Regions from separate parts of the Mus musculus genome. Here region 1 is linked to region 2. The links are chromatin loops, found by intact Hi-C in ENCODE. Cell type or tissue: left cerebral cortex. All regions are shown on one strand. Each heading gives the region's core, and the rest is flanking DNA. Links, peaks and the distances in the headings are about the cores only.

Evidence for each region. Peaks named below come from ENCODE experiments on the same cell type or tissue, not always from the same donor. Only the 100,000 strongest peaks of a DNase experiment are listed, where the experiment ranks them.
Region 1: a loop joins it to region 2, with 2.7 times the contacts of the local background. A loop is called at or near these places in 25 of 42 quality-filtered maps.

The regions. Positions count from the first base shown.
Region 1 is chr2:164,346,068-164,354,401 of GRCm38, forward strand. It overlaps Slpi (secretory leukocyte peptidase inhibitor), which reads right to left. Exons shown (of 4, transcript NM_011414.3): 4 at 8,003-8,246. Mir7678 (microRNA 7678) reads right to left here and starts at 8,316; the gene lies at 8,246-8,316. In left cerebral cortex, for the core only: CTCF peaks have their summits at 1,847 (motif pointing left), 3,128 (motif pointing left) and 7,113 (motif pointing right); DNase peaks (open chromatin) are centred at 1,834 and 3,137.
Region 2 is chr2:164,100,000-164,108,333 of GRCm38, forward strand. It overlaps Stk4 (serine/threonine kinase 4), which reads left to right. Exons shown (of 11, transcript NM_021420.4): 9 at 411-597. Among named protein-coding and RNA genes, the nearest start is that of Stk4, 30 kb to the left of the region's middle. In left cerebral cortex, for the core only: a CTCF peak has its summit at 3,709 (motif pointing right); DNase peaks (open chromatin) are centred at 3,704 and 7,736.

The sequences.
Region 1 (8,334 bases), core at 53-8,052, 250 kb after region 2:
TGAACATGGGAGATCTTTCCATCTTCTGAGATCTTCTTTAATTTCTTTCTTCAGAGACTTGAAGTTCTTATCATACAGATCTTTCACTTCCTTAGTTAGAGTCACACCAAGGTATTTTATATTATTTGTGACTATTGAAAAGGGTGTTGTTTCCCTAATTTCTTTCTCAGCCTGTTTATCCTTTGTGTACAGAAAGGCCATTGACTTGTTTGAGTTAATTTTATATCCAGCTACTTCATTGAAGCTGTTTATCAGGCTTCAATAAATCTTAAAATAAAATTAAATAATAAATAAAAAGGAAAAGAATCTACTACCACTGCTTTGCTAGGCCAGCATAATTTCTCTGCATCTTGTTCTTATACCCAGAGATCAGTGTAGCTACCACCTCTCATCAGATAAGCCTCTCTCTACAGCAAACAGAGACCATCCCAGAAAACCACAACTGGACACAAAGCAGAGACCCACAGTATAAAGATCCCAGCACCCCAAAAATACATTGGTACCACAGCTCCCTCATCCGTAGCTCAGGGTACCATGCCAGAGGAAAGAGTGCAAAAATTGTAAGAGCCAGAGTAGGAGGAAGTCTGAAGTGAAACAGCCTCTCCTAAAATGGCTACAGAAACAAGACCAGAACAATAGCAATGTCGATCAGCATGTTAATGTAGGAGAAGAAAAACTGTGTGAAGTCCCACCCTTAAAGAAAGAACCACAAGCTACTCTAGTCTGCGGGGAGAAGAAGAATTAGCCTCTCTTGTGAATGAGCCCTCTTATTGTTTGTCCAACACAGTGGTCACCCCTGAAGCCATATCTATCACCCAATCAACAGATTAACTCAGCACTATATATTTATGTATTATATATGTTATATATTATAGAGAGAGAGGGGGGACTGGACTCTAACAAATTTTACTAGCTCTGCTTTATCTGAAAACAATAGACTTATAAACAAATTATCTGATTCCTTTAATGACTTATAGCTATACATCCAAATAACAGTTGGCCCTTATAAATAATACATTTTAATGGGCCAACAATTGCTGGTTTGACTGGAATCCATGGGTGACCACATGACTCACATATTTGTACATACACATGTATATATTTTGGGTATGTGTGTGCCTGTGTGTGATGAGTATAGTCAAAGATAAAGAGGATATCAATTGGAAGGTGAGAAGCCTGGGAAGCGTTCAGGGCGGGTGACTGAGATGAGCTTGAGAGAGAAAAGGGAGGGAGAAGTGATACAATTCTATTTCAATTAAAAAACATTTAATAAAAAGAAAACCCAAATAATGAAAAAACTTTTAAAAAACAAAATTAGATAGATGTGAGAAGGAAATAAATACAAACGGGAGCCTGGCCTGTGAATTCCAAGACAGCCAGGGCAACACAGAGATACCCTGTCCCAAAAAAACAGAAGAAGGAAGAGGGGGGAGAAGAGGAGGAGGAGGTGGTGGAAGAGGAAGAAGAGAAAAGACAAGACAAGAAAAAAATAAAACAGGACTACTTAATTTTTAAAGACCAGTGAAAAAGCCAAATATAGGGGCACTGGCCTTTATTCTCAGAAGGTGGATCTGTATGAGTTCAAGGCCATGTGGTCTACATAGCAAGTTCTAGGCTAGCCAGAGATATACAGTGAGATCTGTCTCAGTAGAAAGGGGGCTCTCAGCAGTTAAGAGCACTCCCTCCACTTACAGAAAAACCAGGTTCTCTTACACACACACACACACACAGAGAGAGAGAGAGAGAGAGAGAGAGAGAGAGAGAGAGAGAGATTGAGAGAGAGTAAATGACAGCTCACAGCCACCTGTAACTCCAGTTTTAGGTATTTTGGCACCCTCTTCTGGCCTCTATAGATATTGGACACAAGCAGTGCACTTATATACATGCAGATGAAACACTTGCAACATGAAAATAAAAACAGCCCAGAAACATAGAACACCCAAGATACAATTTGGAAAACACAAGAAAATCAAGAAGAGGGAAGACCAATGGGTGGATACTTCATTCCTCCTTAGAATAGGGAACAAAATACCCATGAAAGGAGTTACAGAGACAAAGTTTGGAGCTAAGACGAAAGGATGGACTATCCAGAGACTACCCTACCTGGGGATCCATCCCATAATCAGCCACCAAACCCAAACACTATTGCATATGCCAGAAAGATTTTGCTGAAGGGACCCTGTTATAGCTGTCTCATATAAGGCTATGCCAGTGCCTGGCAAATACAGAAGTGGATGCTCACAGTCATCTATAAGATGGAACACAGGGCCCCCAATGGAGAACCTGGAGAAAGCACCCAAGGAGCTGAAGGGGTCTGCATCCCTATAGGTGGAACAACAATATGAACTAACCAGTACCCCCAGAGCTCGTATCTCTAACTGCATATGTAGCAGAAGATGTCCTAGTCGGCCATCACTGGGAAAAGAGACCCCTTGGTATTGCAAACTTTATATGCCCCAGTACAGGGGAACGCCAGGGCCAAGAAGTGGGAGTGGATGGGTAGGGGAGCAGGGTGGAGGGAGGGTATAGGGAACTTTCGGGATAACATTTGAAATGTATATAAAGAAAATATCTAATAAGAAAGAAAGAAAGAAAGAAAGAAAGAAAGAAAGAAAGAAAGAAAGAAAGAAAGAAAGAAAGAGGGAGGGAGGGAGGGAGGGAGGGAGGGAGGGAGGGAGAGAGAGAGAAAGAAAGAAAAGAAAGAAAATAAGACCAAATAAAACAGTGAGGTAGAGTCACAATATTGCCCATTAATGAAAAGTGTGAGCAAGATTAAACATAAGTATGAAAGGAAATAGCAAATAATATAACATTTTAAAAATTGTTAAAAAGGGAAAGGAAGGAAGGAAGGAAGGAAGGAAGGAAGAAAGAAAGAAAGAAAGAAAGAAAGAAAGAAAGAAAGAAAGAAAGAAAGAAAGAAAATTTTAGAGTAATTCCTTTACTAAGGTACTCAAAAGTTGGGCACTACCAGTTTTGGCCATTGAGGTAAATGGGTCAGTGTAACCTATGGACCCATTCCCATACATGGTTAACTCTGTTGCTGAGCCTGTATGGATAAAGAGCCTGATGTTAAGCAGAGCCATCTTCACCCAAGTACTGGTCCTTCTTTGCACAATGGAGCCCTCTGCTGGCCACACTTAAATTTACAGTCTGAGGCCTATACAGCAACAGAGAGAAAATATTTATAAATCATATATCCAATGAGAGGTTGATATTCAAGCACATGAACAATTTAAATGACTCAACAGTTGTTGCGGGCCGACCGAAACAGCCTGGTTTGGGACTGTATTTTAAAATGTAATATACAATGTAATATTATTAACACGAGAACTTGGGCATAAGCAAGAAAGGAAAGGTTATGGTTTAACAGTGATGTGTCTGCACATCAATTTGACAAAGGGTCCATTTTCTGTTAACTTGGAACAACATAGAGCCACATGGGAAGAGAAAAACTCCAATCGAGAAGATGCCTCTATCTTATTGGCAAGTCTGTGGAATACTTTATTGATTCATGATCGATGTGGGAGGGCCCAGGTCACTGTGGAAGGCGCCACCCTTGGACAGCTGGACCTTGATTGTTGAAAAAGCCAAGCTGAGAAAACCATGGAGAACAAGCCAGTAAGCATCATTCCTCCATGATCTCTGCTTCAGTCCCTACTTCCCTGCTTTGGGTTTCTGTCCTGGCTTCCCTTTGTGATGAACTATGAACCAAGACATGTAAGCAGAATAAACCCTTCCTTTCCCTTCCCTCAACAAAAGTTAAACATAAACAAGATATCTGATCGTGTATATTTCCAAGAAAGATATATAAATGGTCAGCAAATCTATGAAGAAAGTATCCACTGGCACTAATGGCTATGGGTTCGCAGAGTAGAACACCAGCCCCACTGCACATCCATGGGAGTGACTGCTGGCAAAACGACGAGCCAAACATTGGTAAGGATGTGGGAAATACAGCAACCCCGAGCATGGCACTGATGAAGATGTAAATCGCTATGCCTGGTTTGGAAAACTTTATTCAGAGCTGTCCAAAAGTCGAAACCACACAAAGTCAGATGGGCAGGCACACTCCTGTAATCACAGCACTTGAGAGGCAGAAACATATAAATCTTCATGAGTTCGAGTCCCATGCCAGCCTGGGGTGCAGAGTGAGACTCTGTTTCGAAAGAAAGGAAGAAAGAAAGAAAGAAAGAAAGAAAGAAAGAGAGAGAGAGAGAGAGGGAGGGAGGGAGGGAGGGAGGGAGGGAGGGAGGGAGGGAGGGAGGGAGGAAGGAAGGAAGGAAGGAAGGAAGGAAGGAAGGAAGGAAGGAAGAAAGAGCACCCATTGTTCACATACTCAAAAAAATAAAAATAAAAGTTAAAAATCGAGCTATCATAAAGTCCAGTGATCCTCGCTTTCTGTATGTGTGGAAACTGATACAAAGTCAGTGTGGAGAAGAGCTGAATACACACGTATTTATTACAGCAGGAGGCACGGGATCAAGATAAGTGTCCATCAGTATGAGAGAAAAAGACAAAGGTCTGTGGCCTTTAAAATTAAATACTATCTGTAAAATGTATCGTTTTAATACAAGTGTAATCAGTGAATTAAACCAGCAGCTGTATTTCTTTACCTTTGCTAGTCCCCAATAACCACACAGAGAAACCAAGATGTATTTCAAGCGTCACGGCAATACCTCAGCAGTTTAATGATCTACCTTAACCCCTTATGCTAATCTGGTTACCTCCCGGCTCCGGTCCCATGATATGTTAATATTGTTCTGGCTCCCTCCGCTTCAGATGTTTCTTCCCACGGTGTCTCCTCGGACCTTCTCCCCGTGGCCGACTTGAATCTCCCTCGCTCGCTCTCTCTCCTTTTCTGGCTGATGGAACTTTCCACGCCATTCTCTCCTCTGCCCACTGACAAGGCAGAGAATAAACGGTAAGAATTGTTTACACAAACTTGAGTAGGGAGATTCTTGACCTAAGCACTACAACGCCGTGTCCGGATTGAAACAAGATGTGAGCACAGAGAAATGACCCCTGGATAACGCAGGGATAATCCTTACTCCGTGCAAAACCATTTACTCCTACGCCTACCCCAGGGATGGATTGTAGGTCAAAGGTTTTGTGGCTGGGCTGGTGTTTGTATTCCTCTTTTGGTTGCCTGCTCACACTGAAGACACTGGAATATACAGTTAAAGGCTCCACGTAGGCACCAGCCTGACTTCTCCATGTTCGTTGAGTTGTGTGGGTGTCGTCTTCAGCAACGTTTACAGAGAACAACCCATTGTCTTAGCAACCCAGGGGTGATTTGAGGGTTTCCATGGGACTCCCTTGGTCAACAACTCACTGAAATGAAAGCCATTCCCAGAACTGGAAGCCTGATTTGGGGACAAGAGATGGCCAGTAATGGTGACTCCATTACTGCCATGATTAGGAGACCTCATTAGGATGGCCCTCATATATTCTAGGAGGGTTTCCACTGCACCGGGTTTTCATATCATCCCTTAAATGCCCCCAAATTCTAGCTGTCTCTCCCCAAATTTCCTCCCTCAACCCTATTTCTCCTCCCATTCCCTACCTAATCTATAAAAATCAAAATCTATTCTATCACCCCCTCTCAGGGAGATCCATGTGCCCCCCTGCCCTGGGCCCTTCCTCTCTACCTAAACTCTCTGGTCATATAAGCTGTAGGTTGGTTATCATTTATTTAATGGCTAACATCCACATATAAGTGAACAAATACCATATTTATCTTTCTGGGTCTGGGTTACCTCACTCAGGGTGATTTTTGTTTTTTATAATATCATTTCTGATCTGCTAGAGAACCCTGACAATAGATATGTCTTCTATCTTAAGTTAATTATTCCATACTGTGTACCATATTAAAACATCACACCATCTCTATTAATATGAACAGTTATAACTTGTCAACTTAAAAAACCAGAAATTTTATTCCATATTATATTCCATAAATATACACAATTATAATTTGCCAATTTTAAAAGAGCAGATACAAATTAATCTTTTAATTATGGGGGGGGGACAAAAAATGAATAACTTCTAGAGATTACCATTCAAGTCAGTAGATATTGTCAAAACTTTATTGTTTAGAGATTTTTTTGCACAGTTTGTTTCTTTATGTCTGTTATTTCTTTTTTTAATATTTTTATTAGGTATTTTCCTCATTTACATTTCCAATGCTATCCCAAAAGTCCCCCATACCCTCCTCCCCACTCCCCTACCCACCCACTCCCACTTTTTGGCCCTGGCGTTACCCTGTACTGGGGCACATAAAGTTTGCAAGTCCAATGGGCCTCTCTTTCCAGTGATGGCCAACTAGGCCATCTTTTGATACATATGCAGCTAGAGTCAAGAGCTCCGGGGTACTGGTTAGTTCATAATGTTGTTCCACCTATAGGGTTGCAGATCCCTTTAGCTCCTTGGGTACTTTCTCTAGCTCCATGTGTGTTATTTCTTATTGTTAATTGGAATGTTCTAGAATTCTGTGTAGGCTGTATGCCCAGCAACTTTGATGAATCTTGGCTTACTAATGTTATTGAGTGTTATAAAATTGCCATATAAAATGATAATATTTAAGATAGGCAAAAATGGTGGCAGGCACACACCCATAATCCCAGCACTTAGGAGGTAGAGGCAGGAGCATAAAAAGTTTGAGGCCAGTCTCAGCTACATAAGACTTTGTTACACACACACACACACACACACACACACACACTTACACTTAAAAATAGAAATCAAACATGACCATTTTGTATGGTTTCCTATCTTATACATACTCTGTTAGTGCAGCATCCTGTGTTGCTTTAGGCATCTTGTCAGCTGCTGGGAAAGCGTCTGTCCCTATCTTACACACTCCATTGGCGTAGCATCCTGTGTTGCTTTAGATATCTTGTACATTGTTGGAGAACAGTGTTTCCCCTGCTGTTTCTGACCTCAGTGAGAAGTCTATTGGAAATTCAACTTAATATGTGTTTTAGAAACATCATTTCAGGTGCGTTTCCCTTCATGTTTATTTCTAGTCTTACTCTTTTTTCTTTTTTCGATTGTTATTTAAGTGTACTTTATGTCTAACGAGTGCTCTACCTGCATGTGCACCTGCATGACAGAAGAGGGCGCTATATCTCATTATAGATGGTTGTGAGTGGCCATGTGGTTGCTGGGAATTGAATGAACTCTGGAAGAGCAGCCAGTGCTCTAACTGCTGAGCCATTCCTCCAGCAGTCACACTCACAACAAAGTGTTGGAGATACTCCCAAAATGGGTGATTTCTCATTTTTCACATTTTACTTGCCATCATTGCAGCTACCCTCGGAGCACACACTGACTGGAACCCGTCTCTTCTTCTGCAGTGTATGTTTAGTAGAACTGTGAAGTGGGGCGGGGCACTGGGGAGATGGGTAGTGAACACGTCGTTCACTGCACAAGCAGAACTCAGTTCAAATCCCCGGAACCCACATAAAAAGCCGGGTGTGGTGCATTTTCCTGTAACCCCAGTAACCGGAGGAAGGGGATGGGCAGACCAGCGAACCCAGCCCTGATTGGTCGGCTTTTGGTTCAGCACAGAGATCCTGACTCAAGGTAATAACCAGAAAGTGACAGAGGAAGACACCTGGTGTCCTACTCTGTCCTTCAAAAACACATACAAGTAAGCACACTGCACATGTGTGTGCGTGCACACACATGCACCGCATTTTCATAACGCCGGGTAGCAATAAGTGGCCGTGGTGTGTGAAGGCACTCTGGTAAAGCACAGCTGTATAGCACACACACACTTTGCACCATTCTGCAACCTCTGGTGCACTACACGTTGTAAGAAAGCGGTCCCTGTTGCCACTTTGCAGATAAAAACATGATATTTGGAAGGTTCAAGCATGCCCAAGCCTGGAATTCTCATCCTTCTCCTCCCGGAATGTAAGAGGGAGGCCTCGTTCCCATCCTTCCTTTATTGGTTCCTACCACACCCATCTCATCCCCTCAGTGAATCAGAGTCACGGTGTGCATAGAGAAATGAATGCGTTTATTTATTTGCTCTCCAACAGCATTTCCCTAAAGATCGGTGAATGCTGAGCCAAAAGGAGATGTTAGTGGTAAAACAGTAACCCTGGTCCACAGGATCCAAGCCTGGGATACAGGGAGCCGGGAGCCATGGAACCCGGAGCAGGGACGCCTGGGAGCAGGGAAGTAGTTTCCAGAGCACACCGAGCACGAGTCCAGAGCCGGCGCCAATGTCAGGGATCAGGCTACAAGAGAAAGTAAGGAAAGACCTTCAACATAGGAACCAGCTAGATCATTCCTATCCAGCCCTTGTAAGGGAGCATGCTGAGAACG
Region 2 (8,334 bases), core at 66-8,065:
AAAACACATTTTGTTATTTCCCCTGTATCATTTATCCAGATTATCTATTTATTTAAGAGACAGTGAGAGACAGAGACATCCCCTAGTTTTGAGACTTTGTTTATCCAAGCTCTTCTAAAATTCTCATAGTGTATTCTGGAGTCACCTGCACCGTTGAGATTCAAGGGTGCTTTTGGCCAGATCTGTGCTGGAAGTCAAGAGAGAAGGGAGGAGGAGGAGGCTCCATTAGATGAGATACGCAGGTGTCACATGGGTCACTTGGTGACCATCTCTGGTTAAACAGGTGCTTTTCAGCTTCTAAGGTGGGAACACAACGTACAGAGGTGTCAGATCCAGGTCTGTTTGCACCGAGAGTAACCGTGACTCAGGACGTTCAGTTAGCTCCAGTTTGAGATTCTGCTCCTTCGCAGGAGGAGGATGAAATGGATTCCGGCACGATGGTTCGAGCTGCCGGTGATGAGATGGGCACTGTCCGAGTAGCCAGCACGATGAGCGGAGGAGCCAATACTATGATTGAGCACGGTGACACGTTGCCGTCCCAGCTGGGCACCATGGTGATCAACACGGAGGACGAGGAAGAGGAAGGAACCATGAAAAGTGAGGCTCTGGGGAGACACTAACTGATCCAGTGTCAGGGTCTCGCAGCCCCTGCTGTCTGAGTTGTGGGTCTGCTGTTGTGTTGTCCTAGCTACGTCCCTTAGAGGGAGAGAGGCGCTCAGTAGGAGGGCTGTGAGGAGCAGGCGGCAGGGGAGGAAGAATGCTGGCAGTAGGCTGGGAGCTTCGTCTGAATGCTCTCATTGAGGGTTCTCCTGGAGCAGGCCATACGTACTCTCTGCTGTGATGCAGACTTTCAGTGTATTTTCACGCTAGTGTCTGTCTGGTTAGTCAAAGCTCACTGACAGCCAGTCAGGGATAATTGAGCAGATGCAAAAGTTCTGTTAAGTCTTCAGAAAATCTCTTCCTTTTCCTCTCCCTCTTTCCTTGTCTCCCCTCCCTGCCATGTTTCTCTGACCCCTCCTTTCCTTCCTCCCTTCACTCTCCCTTTCTTTCTTTGCTGGTTATTAAGTCCCTGAGCCTCACCAGTAAGCACTAGGTAAGCACTGCACCAGTGAGCCCCGCCCCCAACCGGTGCTCCTGCTGCTGGAGACTGATGCTTTTTATGTTGCCCAGCCTCACCTCTCACTTCTGGGCTCAAGCTGTTGCCTGTGGTCAGAGTCTAGGCCTGGTGTTTCCAGGTTTTGTCATTGTTTTGAGGAAAGAAAGTTATGTGCAGAGTAGCAAGACCATTTTATTTAGGCAACGCGCAGGTCAGAATACAATGCAAGAGAGCAGTAGGCCGCAGGGAGGTGCAGTCACTGCCCGAGGCTTCTTTTTGTGAGTCTAGTGGAGGGAGGGACTGGTTTCTTTTTTTGGGGGGGGGGTTTCGAGACAGGGTTTCTCTGTGTAGCCCTGGCTGTCCTAGAGCTCACTTTGTAGACCAGGCTGGCCTCGAACTCAGAAATCCGCCTGCCTCTGCCTCCCAAGTGCTGGGACTAAAGGTGTGCGCCACCACACCTGGCGAGAGACTGGTTTCTAAGAGAAGTAGTTGGGTGGTTCTCTCTGTTGCTTGATAGATTAGTTTATCTGATCACTTCCTCCTCTGTATGTGTCTCTTTCTCTAATGACACATCAGGTGGTTCCCTAGCCTCAGGCTCCAGTCTTCCACATCAGGTGTGTGCCACAGACCTGGGTTCTTCCCCTCTTTCCTGGCTGGCCTGTGACTCGCTCCATTCCTCGAGTTGGCTTAGAGTCCCACACTCTGCTCTTTACTGATCGCCTTTCCTCTCGACCTGAGGTACAGGCCATGTCACAGAGGGAACAGTTGGAGGATACAAAATAGTAACGGAGGTATAGAGGTTCAGGTTAGCCTGAACTTTGCATACGTTGAAAGGCCTGAGTTTCCTTGGTCATCAGGTTTTTTTTTTCACCCCCCTTAACTACCTACCCCCCCACCCCCATGCTAGGGATCAAATCATGGCTTCATGTGTGCCAGTCTACTGCTGAGCTGTACCTATAATATTTATGGCTTTTCTTCTAATCCAGGGATCAGCAAACCAGTGTCTCGGCCAAGCTAGACTGCCACCTACTTTGGGCAGTAAGGCTCAACTGGAACCTAGCCATAAACCATTCCTTTGTTGCTTTTGGCTGCCTCTGTACTGAAAAGGCTGAGTTGAGTACCTGTTAAAAACTGTTGCCTCAAAGGCCTAAATTATCTGCTGTCTGTTCCTTCACAGACAGAAAGTTTGTTGTCTGGCAGAACACTTGACTAGCATGTGTGAGGGGCTGGGTTTCATCCCAGGGAGAGGACACAGCTAAAGGGAAGGGAAAAAAGGTGATCAAGGAGCCCTGGGGCTTTAAACCTAAACATAGGGTCTGGAAGGGCCATCAGTGGCTGGCTGCAGCTCGGAGAGGCTGAGAACCTGTGAGCTGCTCAATCCACAACACTGGATATCTTCAGCAGTCTCAGTCTGGCTCTAAGGGCCTGGAAGATTCCCAGAGAGTCACTTGACTTTAGTCCATGATAGAAGACCAAGAATCTGGAGTCTAATGCCAGCGATGGATGGCAGTGATAATAGCTGTAGCAGCAACAGGAATGGGTGTGCCAGCAAGGAGCAGAGTCAGGCTGGCATGCAAGACTTGTTCTTTTTGCCTCAGAGCCCTCTGTATCTGGGCTGTCTGTCAGATGGTGCCATCCACTCTCAGAGAGACTTCTCTCAGTCGGCCCTTTTTGTAAATGCCCATACAGACTGACCTCAGTTGTATCTCTGACTTGGTCCCAGGTGCCATCAAGTGCAGGGAAGGACATGAGTTCTAATATTGGTGTAGGCCCAGGGTGTTGCCAAAGTATAGTAAAAGGGAATTTAACGTGTCCCTGGGGCTCCCTACAGAAACGTAGCAAGCTTGGCAGCACGTAGGAAGGTAGAGATACTCCTGAGGAGGGGCTTCTGTGTCTGCAGACATTGGCAGGGCAGTGTTCTCATGGGTCTCTACTCTTCACCTTGGAGATGGAAATCATTCCCTTTGTTTTGGGATTCAGATTAATTATCTCTGAGACTGAAAAGAATGGTAATGTTACATTGGTAGATTAACAAATTGATAAAACTTCTGGAGTGCATTCTTTATCAGCATTTAAAAAATTCAGATCTGGGCTTGAGAGATGGCCCCACAGTTAAGAACATTGCCCTTCTTCCAGAGGACCTGAGTTCAGTTCCCAGTGACTCATGACCACTTGTAACTCCAGGCTCACAGGATCCAGTGCCCTCTTGAGACTTTGAAGACACTTCCTCTCACACATGAAGAGACTCCTTGCTGTATACACATAATTAAAAACAACCCCCCAAAGAAAAGATCAAACCTGTGACCTGGTAAATTCCTTTATTAGGAACTAGGCCCAAGGAAATAATTAAAGATAAAATTTATGAATTTTCCCAGACATGCTAGTGTAGACTATTGCATATATAAAAATATTAGGTACAGTCCAGCCTTAGCTGAAATCTGAAGGGGAATTGACATTAACTAGTCATTACTTGTGTAAAAACACATTGGTCATTCTTGCTGTTTGTAGACTATGTTCAGGGTTCTCTAAAGGAACTCCTGGTCTTAGTGGTGAAGATAAAATGCCCTTGTGAGTTGTCAGCATTGAACTTGTTGTGCTCCCACTGTGCCAGCAGAGGGAGCTCCGCGATAGGATATGGATTGAAATTGCGTTCCCATTCAAATTCACCGACACCCTTTCCATGATAGCATTTATTTTGGATCAAGACTATTATTTATTTATACTTAAGATTTTATTTTATTTTATTTTATTTTATTTTATTTTATTTTATTTTATTTTATTTTATGTGTTTGAGTGTTTTGTCCATATGTATGTCTAAGCACACACGTGGCTCGTGCCTGCAGGGACCAAAAGAGGTTATTGAATCTCTTTGAACCAGAGTTACCGTGAGCTGTAGGTACTGAGAGTTGGACCTCGGTCCTCAAGAAGAGCAACCGGTGCTGTTAACTGCTGTTAGCCCTCACCTTTAAGGCTGTCTTGAGTTACCGCAGCAACACTGGGGCATGGCCTTCATATCGTTTAGTGAGGAGGTTGGATACTTGGCAGAGCTGAAGCACTTCAGCACAGCCTCTTCGTCTCAGGTTTAGTAGACTTTAGTTGGAATTGGTTTTGTCGATCCTGAGCACAGTGCCACACATAGCTTTTTAAGTGTCACCAGTTAAGGGGTCCCAACCAAACAGTGGGATAGCACTTCAAAACAAAACAACTCACAAACAGAACTGATATGGGGAAAGCTACAATATGTAGACAAACAAGTGTTAAAGATACTTTATAACCATCATTGCCTGATATATCCCGATTTTGGTTTTGGAAGTGCAGGGACGGGAACCCTGGGCTTCCTGCCTGGCCGTGTGCACTACTGAGCTGCATGGCCCCTCACTTTAATCTTGCGTGTTTTATACAGGAAGGATAATCGGAATAGCCTTTTACTGATCTGCAGAACCGCTGTGGATTGTAGGTATCGACCCTTTTGGTTTGTGCATTGCGGTTATTTGGCCCTAGCTTGTGACTTGTGCCCGACTGTTGCAGTCATTCCTAGCAGCCGGCCTTCTCCTGATGTCACACTGTTCCAGGGTTTCTTATACAGTATCATTTTTGTGTTCTTCAAGAAATTTTGCTGGGTGGTGATGGTGCACCCCTTTAATCCCAGTACTAGAGAGGCAGAGGCAGGTTGGTCTCTGAGTTCAAGGACATCCTGGTCTACAGAACAGTTTCCAGGACAGGCAGGGTTACATAGAACGACACTGTCTTGAAAAAGAAAAAGAAAAAAAGAAAAAAGAAGTTTCTTTTTACCTACACACCTTGAAAGAGTAAATGTTTAAAGAGTTGTAAAGTCTTACTGCCCACAGATGTTCTTTAATATATCATGAATTTCTTGTTCTTTGTATTATGAACTGTAGTCACATTCAGCTGTACGGTCCAGTCACCTTTGCATGGATTCCGTGACCATTATTCTAAAATAGATTCCTTGCCCTCCTTCCCCTTTTTTTTCCAATAGAGATTGCTATTTGAATTTCTTTACAATGATCTCGTATCAGTTTCAGGATCAGTGAAGCCAATTTTGCGTTATACCACTGGGATTTTACTTGATTGCTTTGAATACATAGTTCTGTCAGCAAACACGGTTCCATGGTTTACCCAGCATATCTCTAGAAAACTGAGTTTATTCACAGGCATGCTCTATATCTCTGTGTGTGCATGTGTGTGTGTGTGTGTGTGCATGTGTGTGTGTGTGTGCATTTGTCTGTCTGTCTGTCTGTGTTTTTGTTGGGGAGATCCTAGATAGGATTTCTCTCTATAGCCCTGGAGCTTGCTCTGTAGACCAGCCTGGCCTCAAACTCACAGAGATCCCCCTGCCTCTGCCTCCTGAGTGCTGGGATTAAAGGCGTGCGCCACTGCCTGGCATCTCTATCTTGATGAGGTCTTTTTATATAGCTCAAACTGGTGTCAACTTCTGATCCCTCTTCCTCAACTTCATGAGCACTGCAGCTACAAGCACCCTTAGCATGTGTGTCTGTGTACACGTGTGTGCTCATGTGTAGGTCAGAGGTCAACCTTGGGTGTTATTCCTCAGGGGTTGTTCAACTTGATTGTTTTAATTTGTTTTAAAAAATATTTTCTTTTTAGTATTTAAAATTGTGTGTCCATGCGTGAGTATGTACACTTGAGTGCAGACACCTCAGGAAGCTTGTAACTTGTATCCCCTGGAGCTGGGGCTCCAGGTGCTTGGAAGTCACTTGATACAAGTGCTAGGAACCAAGAGAATCCTCAGACGAGCAGGGCACACTCTTCACTGGCTGGGCTGTCCCTCCAGCCTTCATCTTGGTTTTAGGACCAGTTCCAAGTCTTTTGTTTTTATGTTGGCTTTGGTTCTTGTTGTACTTTTATGGCTGTTGCGTTGATGTTTTCAGTGGATTGTTGTACTCATCTCCTATGAGACTCCTAATCTGTAAGTTCCCTTTTTATTTTTTATGAAGAAGATCTTGTCTCTGGATTATGACCTCAGTGTTGCCCCTGTGATCCATAGACCCTTTTTTTTCTGGTTCACTCAGATCTCTACTACAGTTTGAATAGTGGTGCCTGTTCTTGTCCTGTTCACCTCAGGGAAAGTCCCTCTAGCATCTTAATCCTGAGTCTGATTGCAGCCGAATCAGCAGTCCTTCCTTAGGCTAGAGAGTCTGACTGTAGCCTTAGAGAGTCTGACTGTAGCTTTAGAGAGTCTGACTGTAGCTTAGACTGTAGCCTGGTGTCAGTTAGAACTGGCGGCAGTTTACCATCTTGCGGTTTGATTTTTCTTGCTTACTAGTCTGACTACCCGTAGCTTTCCCCTTAGCTCTGCAGCTTCACTCCACCGTCAGTGTGGTACATGCGCTCTTTGTTTTCTTTCCGCCCACCCTCTGGCGCCAGGCCTTGAATGCAGGGACCAGGCCTTTTGCATGGAGCTGCATACAAGCTCTGATATTGGAAGCGTCTTATTTATTAGAAACAGGATTTTGATTACTGTGTATCGCTTCCAGCCTGGAAGTTGCTGTGTATACCAGACTGGCCTCAAATTCAAAATTCCCCCGCCTCTGTTTCCTGTATTCTGGAAGTACAGGCATGTTAATTATTCAGAAGAACTTTTTTCAAAACTAAGTGTGTGAAATTTTAAAACCCGGTATGTGCTAGAGAGTTGTTTAAAGAGCGAGGCCGAGGTGGTAACAGTTCTTGGGTACTTTTGAGGCATTTGTGGCTTGGCATGTTTGTTGTGAATTTTTGTCAAAAGAGTCTTTGTGTTTTCTTCTTTTGAAAATATTTAAACACTCTGCATGTGCCACAGACCCACGCTGTGGAAAGTAGAGGACAACTTTTGTGGGTTCTGAGAATTGACTCAGGTCCACAGGCTTGGGTAGCCAGTACTTTACCCAGGGGCCACCTAACCAACCTAAGAATGCTTGGTTTCTAGTTGTTTAGTACAGGAATTTATATCTAGTAAACTTAATGTGCCAATTGCCTTTAAATTGGCTATTTTCTACCAATTTTTGATACTTGGGTTTTCAGAGACAAACCCAGCAAAATATGGAAGGAAGGAAGTGGGCTTGTTTGCACAAGTTGTACCTTAGCAGTCCTTCCCTGAGGAGGGGCTGACAGTCAGCGGTTCTGATGGTGAGCAGACACCTATCTGCTGAAGCCTCGATGCCAGCCGGCTGCTCTCCCTCTCAGTGCTTGCGGCATGTCCAGGAGCGCATCAGCTGGCCCCTCCTCCTTCCCAGGCTTGCTGCCTGCACAGGTGGGGGGCGCAATAGCTTTTGCAGTGTTCTCGTCCTTGACTCGGGCCTTTCCAGTTAGGCCCTGTGACCTGAGGCGAGTGAGATGATTTCTTTTTAGGATCTGCACTGAATTCCCAGCGTTCTAATGTGCTCCTTAGAGTAGTAGCCACACTAATCTGTTTGCAGTAGAACTTTAAAGCATGACGGCATAGTTAAGATTGGGAAGCTCTGTGACTGAGGCCGTCTACTGTTGCTCTGTTTCCTCCTTTAAGACCACAGTCCAGGCTCTTACTGAAAAGACTTCACACTGTCTGTCAGATATGCATTCATCAGAGCAGTGTGAGAGGGAAGTTCTTCATTCACTCTCAGCCTGCAGCTGTCTGCAGGGTGCAGTTAATACACGGTCCACATGCTGACTTCGTCAGTCTCGGATGTAGGGGATAGTGTTTGCAAGCATGGTTCTGAGGGTGTAAGCGCTGTGCACTCCTCTTACAACAGCAGCCTTGTTGTCCAGTTTCTGGTTGCTTCAAAGTTCACCAGAGAGCACTCGGTGCTTCCTATACTTGCCACTCTGAATTGACACTATAGGAAGGTTCTCGATAGAATAGGGCTGTTTCCTGCCCCAGAGCGAAAAGCTACAACAGTTAATTTTGTTGCAGTTGTCTTGCTGAAGGAAGGCAAGAGTAGAAAGAAAAATACTGGAAAGATTTTGGGAATCAGTCTTTGGCCTGGAGTGTATTTCTGGGTCTGATAGGGGAAGTCTCCTTAGGGAGGTTATTCCCCCTTTGACCTTCAGGTTTTATGTTTTGTTTTGTCAAACTAATAAAATACATATAAAATACGTAGTGTCTAAATGCTCAAAAATGAAAGCATTATAATCATTCATTCATTCATTCAGAGAGAGAGAGAGAGTTAAATTCCCTAGCAATAAGATGATAGCTATTTTAAGAACCAGTTAAACAGCTCAGTATACAAGATGGCAGATTTAAA